Linked DNA regions of Homo sapiens: region 2 is linked to region 1. The links are chromatin contacts, found by Hi-C in ENCODE. All regions are on one chromosome and are shown on one strand. Each heading gives the region's core, a stretch centred on a gene start or an enhancer-like site at or near the end of the contact. The rest is flanking DNA. Distances are from core to core; before and after follow the strand shown. Region 1 holds the start of BCKDHB (branched chain keto acid dehydrogenase E1 subunit beta). Region 2 holds the start of IRAK1BP1 (interleukin 1 receptor associated kinase 1 binding protein 1).

Region 1 (2,970 bases), core at 339-2,838:
ACTCCTATCACATTGGATTGTAGTTGCCTAATCTGTCTCTTTTCTCTACCACCTTGGACATTTTAGAAGTAAAACTATGCCTTGATCTTATTTGTCTCAATGGTGGCTTGTCATTGGGTTGTACGTAGCAGAGGTTCAATAAAATTCTCATCAGTTATTATTTTTCTCTTTTTCTCCCCGACCTAAATAATCTCAGTACCCCCAGCTCCCTAAACTATCAACAAATAGAAAAAAAGCTCTATTCATTTTTATCCTTGTTCTTTACTCTCCTTAGTTTAAACCCAAATTTGACTATGTAAATGTAATTTCATTTTGTTACCCCTTCCTTCATTAAAACAAAAATACCCTTCATGCACATGCAAAACACTCTACCCCACACTATTAAAACAGCAGAAATGAACACTAACAAAAGCCAAGATAAAAAATTTCCCCAATGTTGAATTTTTGGACTTAGTGTGGGGGTAGGAAAAATGGAGACATAATTCTGGTTCTCCCTTTGGCAGTTTTCAATTGCTGTTTCTTAATCTCAGTCAGAAAACACATTTCTCTGCCTCTCCTTTTGCCCCATTTCTACCCTCTCCTCCCTTGCCCCTGTGCAAAACCAAAGATGGGTTAAGAGGCAAGGCATAATGGAAGAGGAATGTTCTTTTCCTCCACTCCCACTTTCTTCTTCAAATTCTGTTTTGGGACCATCCTTCCCCACCCTCCCATTTTCATCTGATGGACACACTGTCTCTGTTGTCTCTTGTCATATTTGATTTTATGATATTTCATGTTTTATGTGCTTTTTTTTTTTTTTAGTAAATTCATGGACAGAGAATGTATCCTGGTAAACACTTAGATTAAAACAAATTTACATAGTTGATTACTATAAATGAAAATTAGTGACTCAAATTCTCCAGGTTTCTAAGCTACTTAGACTAAGCCAATCAGGTAATTTTTGCTACTTCTGGGCAAAATGTATCTGAATTCCTATTCAGTGGATTTGCAGGATGAAATCTAAGTTTACCTCTTTCATCTCTCATTTAAATGTGGAAAAACGAAATCAATAAAAATCTATATATGCTTATTAAGCATTTTAAGGAGGGTGTGAATAAGGAGTGAAAGCTTTGAGCAGTGACTACAGCAGTTTTTCGAAAGTCAAAACAATAACCAATGCCAATCAGTAGCTCTCTTCACCTCTCACACAATAATAGAGACAGGACAGGATAAAAAAGGGTTACATTTAAAAAAAAGTATGGATGTTAAACCATTGGAAATGGCACTGTAAATGACACCGGAAAAGATCGCCTCCAGGCACTGTGTGGAACTTTGCAAACTCGGGTCCTCACCCGAGGACCGCACGGCCGACCTCGGGGAGGCTCCACCCCAGAAACTATTTCATTGGCGCCACCTCTAGCCCACACTTCCCCTCTTCCGCATGCGCACAAGGAGCAGAAGCCGACCAGCTCGTCACGTCGCCTTCCCCGCCCCTAAATTTCCAGTTCCGATTGGTCTGTTTCATGGGACCGCCCCTCTGGCCCGACCAATGTGGAAGCCTCCTCGGGTGCTCCGCCCTCCCCGCAGGCGGCGTGCGGCTGCATAGCCTGAGAATCCCGGTGGTGAGCGGGGATGGCGGTTGTAGCGGCGGCTGCCGGCTGGCTACTCAGGCTCAGGGCGGCAGGGGCTGAGGGGCACTGGCGTCGGCTTCCTGGCGCGGGGCTGGCGCGGGGCTTTTTGCACCCCGCCGCGACTGTCGAGGATGCGGCCCAGAGGCGGCAGGTGGCTCATTTTACTTTCCAGCCAGATCCGGAGCCCCGGGAGTACGGTGAGCCCTGGGACTGCCCACTCGGTCCCGCTGCAGCCCGGACTCCCAGGCTCGCAGGCGCCCGCGAGGGGCAGGGGCCGGCAGGCTGCAATCCTTGCATCCCAGCTTATTAACTTCCTGACTCTCTGGAACCTCCTTGCCTCAGGGTCTAACTGTGGTTCACTTCTTGCTCTATTTTTGTGACTGTTCAGCCCTCGAGACGCAGTCCCCCCTCCCCCGCAACTTTGAGATGGGTGAGAGGGCATACTGCCACCTGGAAGAGCCTGAGGGTGGAGGGGTGGTGCCCAGGGAACGCCTCCCTTTTCTCTGTCCTCCGTCCTTGCTTTCTCAACCCAGGCCTTAGGTGTTGTTCCAGCCTGGCCAGGACTGGGCCACTAGCTTAGGTAGAGGCATTTAAAAGATATATATATATGTTTATATATATATATTTTAAATGTATATTATATATATTATATATAAAATATATATATGTATATAAAATCAATTCAGTTACTCAGTCCCTTGGTTTCTTCTTACATACAGAAATTGTGTGTATGTGTGTGTGTGTGTGTGTGTGTATATATCCACACACATATATATATGTGTGGATATATATACGCGCATATATATGCATATATATGTGCGCATATATATATATATGCATATATATATATGCACACATATATATGCATATATATATGCATATATGTATATATGTCCCTTGGTTTCTTCTTACCTACAGAATTCTGAGTAATTGAACTGATTTTCCCAAGGTCACAGAACAGGTCCTTCCTAGAGATGTGAAAGAATTCAGACTTTCTACTTGAGCTTAGTACTGAGCTTGTCCTGGGCTATGCTGCCACTTAGCCAAGGAGGTGAAGGGGATGAGAGGAGGAAGCCATAGGAAGGGCATGTAGCAAACTCCTCATAGTATGACTGTTGCATGATTTTTACCATTTCTGCAAGTTTCATGTAATGTCTCTCATCAGAATATCAGATCCAGTGTCTCTCTTCAGAATATCAGGAAACTGTAGGGAAACATGTATTGCTTCCTTGTCTAATAACTTCTCATGTGCATGCTAGAGCTGACATTTTTGGAAGTGTGTCTTGTGGATAAGAATGAACAGTTATTGAGTGCTTACCAGGGTCAGGTGCTGTGTGTATGTTTCATCATCTCATTTAAG
Region 2 (2,812 bases), core at 70-2,569, 1.2 Mb before region 1:
ACTATGACGGAAAGTTCTTAACGTTAGTTTTTAAATTAAAATTGTTTTCAGCTAACAATAAACAAGATGGATATACACAAAATTATGTTAATCTAGTGATGAGCCTAATTAAAGGAGGGGGGTACCATTGATTTAGTTGAATTATACTAATCGAAAAGAACAGAAAAAACGATGGTGAAGAAACTACAAGAGGACTGTCAGCTTTTCAGGGTCCTTTTAAAAGAACAGTTCTTGTCCTTCTAGAACTAGTTATTCAAAATTCTTTTTTCCCCCCTCGATTCTCTTGATAAAATTCAGATAGTAAAGACGTATAAGTCAGTGGGGCTATTTTTACAAAGATCATTGCTTAGTGCTAGGAAGAGAATCCAGAAGACGGGAAGTTGAGGGTTGTGTTCTAAAAGTTCTCTGAAGAAAAGGGTACAGAGAAGCTCCAAGTTGTGCAGGCCCAGCAAACTCCATGTTGGACGTGCTTTGCTACCACCTAAATCTCTTCTGTCGGAATTCAAGGCCCGAACCATTCCAGGGATTTTAGAAAAAAATGGGGAGACACAAAAATGATGCCAAAGCCATAGCTATCATTACAAACATCCATTATGTTCACTCTGCTTTCCATATGCAACGCACTCTACATACAATGGGCGCCTTATAAGCACATAGCAAATGTGAAAAATATTATCAACATTGCTTTGATAATATTAATATATTATATATATTAGAATATATTATATATTAGAATATATTATATATATTAGAATATATTATATATTACTAATATAAAAAATATTATCAACCCTGCTTTAGAGAAGATGATACTGAGATATGAAGAATCATAAACTGTCCAAGATCACAGGGGCAAAAAGTTCACCTCAACTGAAACCTCTCACGAACCACAAAAATGTGGCCGAGGGAGCCTCAAAAAGCAGTACCCCAAGCGGGGACGGTAAAGTCAGAAAAGACAAGGCTGGGGGTAATCACAGAGAAATCTAAAAACCCGCTCGGCCTCGCTACTCTTCTCCTTCCTCTGAGGTGCAGAGGCGCGGTGGGACGACAAGGAGTTGCGAGAAAGGGCAGAGCTCACTGAGGAGGCAACAGAGAAAGTCCGCTAACAATTTTTGAAGGCCGTAAGTTAAACATGTTAAAAACTGTAGCTACTCACTCAGCCGACATCTAGTAAAAAAGATGCGGCAAGATCAACAAGGCATATAGCTTGCGCCCGCCAGAAGTTCCGCGGCCTCCACACCCATCCCGGCATACTTTGCGCCGTGCACAGGCAAGCCCTGGTGCGCATTGGCCCCTTCGGCCGCCGTCGGCCGGTAGTTACTATGGAAACCCAGCTGCCATCGCTATGTCTCTGCAAAAGACCCCTCCGACCCGAGTGTTCGTGGAACTGGTTCCCTGGGCTGACCGGAGCCGGGAGAACAACCTGGCCTCAGGGAGAGAGACGCTACCGGGCTTACGCCACCCCCTCTCCTCAACACAAGCCCAAACTGCTACCCGCGAGGTGCAAGTAAGCGGCACCTCAGAAGTGTCTGCGGGCCCTGACCGGGCGCAGGTGGTGGTGCGAGTGAGCAGCACCAAGGAGGCGGCAGCCGAGGCCAAAAAGAGCGTTTGTCGCCGTCTAGATTACATCACGCAGAGCCTCCAGCAGCAGGGCGTGCAGGTGAGATCTCCGCGGGGGAGGAAATAAGAGCCGGAAGACACAAAAGGGTTGGCAGATGGTCGGGCCCCACAGGCCCCCCTAGCGGGAAGGGAGATGTGGAGGGTCTGGAGCGTTTAGGACGCGTTTGTTGCAAAGGTACTCCGGGACGCCAGGACCTGGCAGAGTGAATATTTGACCCATTCTTCTCCTAGACGAAGGTAATTATTGGCCTCAGGCAAATTAAAAATAAAAGAATGCAAATTGGGTAGGTTTTTATCTGGGGATATTTGCTTCAGTGATTTTGTTTTTAAATTTAAAGTGATGAAATGTTAAAACTTGAAATGTTAGTTGTAAATACTTGCCCACGTGGAGTGCTGGACACTAAATATTTTGTTTTGTTTTGTTTTTATTCCGCACCATGGAATTGGCAAGTGAAGAGCACGACCTGCTTCCTTCCGATCATGTAAAACTTTGCATGGAATGGTTCTTGAGTATGTTCCGCAAACAGTAACGTTGGGAAGTGGGGAAGAAGTTGCGTCCATTTTCATTTTATAATGATTTTCATTTTATAGTGATTCCCCCAAAATTTCTTCGGCCTTCTTAGGTTTAACTTAAAAGAAAAAATCAAGCCAGTATTGTGGATACCACATATACGAAATACTTCTACTTACTTAACGGAGATGTCCATGAGACAAATCACTAAACAAATCTTACCTTAAGCCTACTCCTAAGGCAAGAAAAAAAATGAAGCCATCATTTAATCCACACAATAGCACTGTTAGGCATGTTTTAATATCCCTGTTTTCCAAATTTAAAGAGGTTAAACAATGCTCTGAACTTTAGGTAGAGCAATATTTGAACTCATGTATTCCTGAAACCAGAATGTAAGTTGCTTCCAATTCTGCCGATAATTAGAATGAAAGAAAATTAGAAATCATAGGGATCAACGATTTCAGTTTTCTCATTTTATAGAGTAGGACCCCAAAGGCCAGAGATGTAACTTATCCAGGATGACATTGAGTTGGTAAAAGTGCAGGCATTGTTACTTCCAGTCTATTGCAAGAAATTCCATACCCCGAAAAAGCAAGTCCTTATTTTTAACAAGAAAAGATATTTGAATTGCATTTATAATACAAACATACAAGTTATTACAAAGTCATTTGGACAAGATTT

Evidence for each region. Hi-C counts contacts between places; a loop is a spot of excess contacts on that map. Pooled maps may share reads with other maps.
Region 2: a loop to region 1 is called in a map of CD8-positive, alpha-beta T cell, with 14 times the contacts of the local background. The contact joins the promoter of IRAK1BP1 here to the promoter of BCKDHB in region 1. A Hi-C loop is called at or near these places in 3 of 168 maps with a recorded cell type or tissue (B cell, CD8-positive, alpha-beta T cell and naive thymus-derived CD4-positive, alpha-beta T cell), 1 of 37 single-sample maps with no recorded cell type and 13 of 50 pooled maps.

Annotation. Positions count from the first base shown.
Region 1 is chr6:80,105,083-80,108,052 of GRCh38, forward strand. BCKDHB (branched chain keto acid dehydrogenase E1 subunit beta) reads left to right here and starts at 1,589. Exons shown (of 10, transcript NM_183050.4): 1 at 1,589-1,807. The coding sequence starts at 1,612. RefSeq lists enhancers at 1,385-1,885, 1,852-1,931 and silencers at 1,472-1,671, 1,702-1,801.
Region 2 is chr6:78,866,232-78,869,043 of GRCh38, forward strand. IRAK1BP1 (interleukin 1 receptor associated kinase 1 binding protein 1) reads left to right here and starts at 1,320. Exons shown (of 4, transcript NM_001010844.4): 1 at 1,320-1,660. The coding sequence starts at 1,346. It overlaps LOC107986613 (a long non-coding RNA gene), which reads right to left and starts at 1,259. Exons shown (of 2, transcript XR_001744210.2): 1 at 1,157-1,259. RefSeq lists enhancers at 1,215-1,324, 1,355-1,674, 1,507-2,107.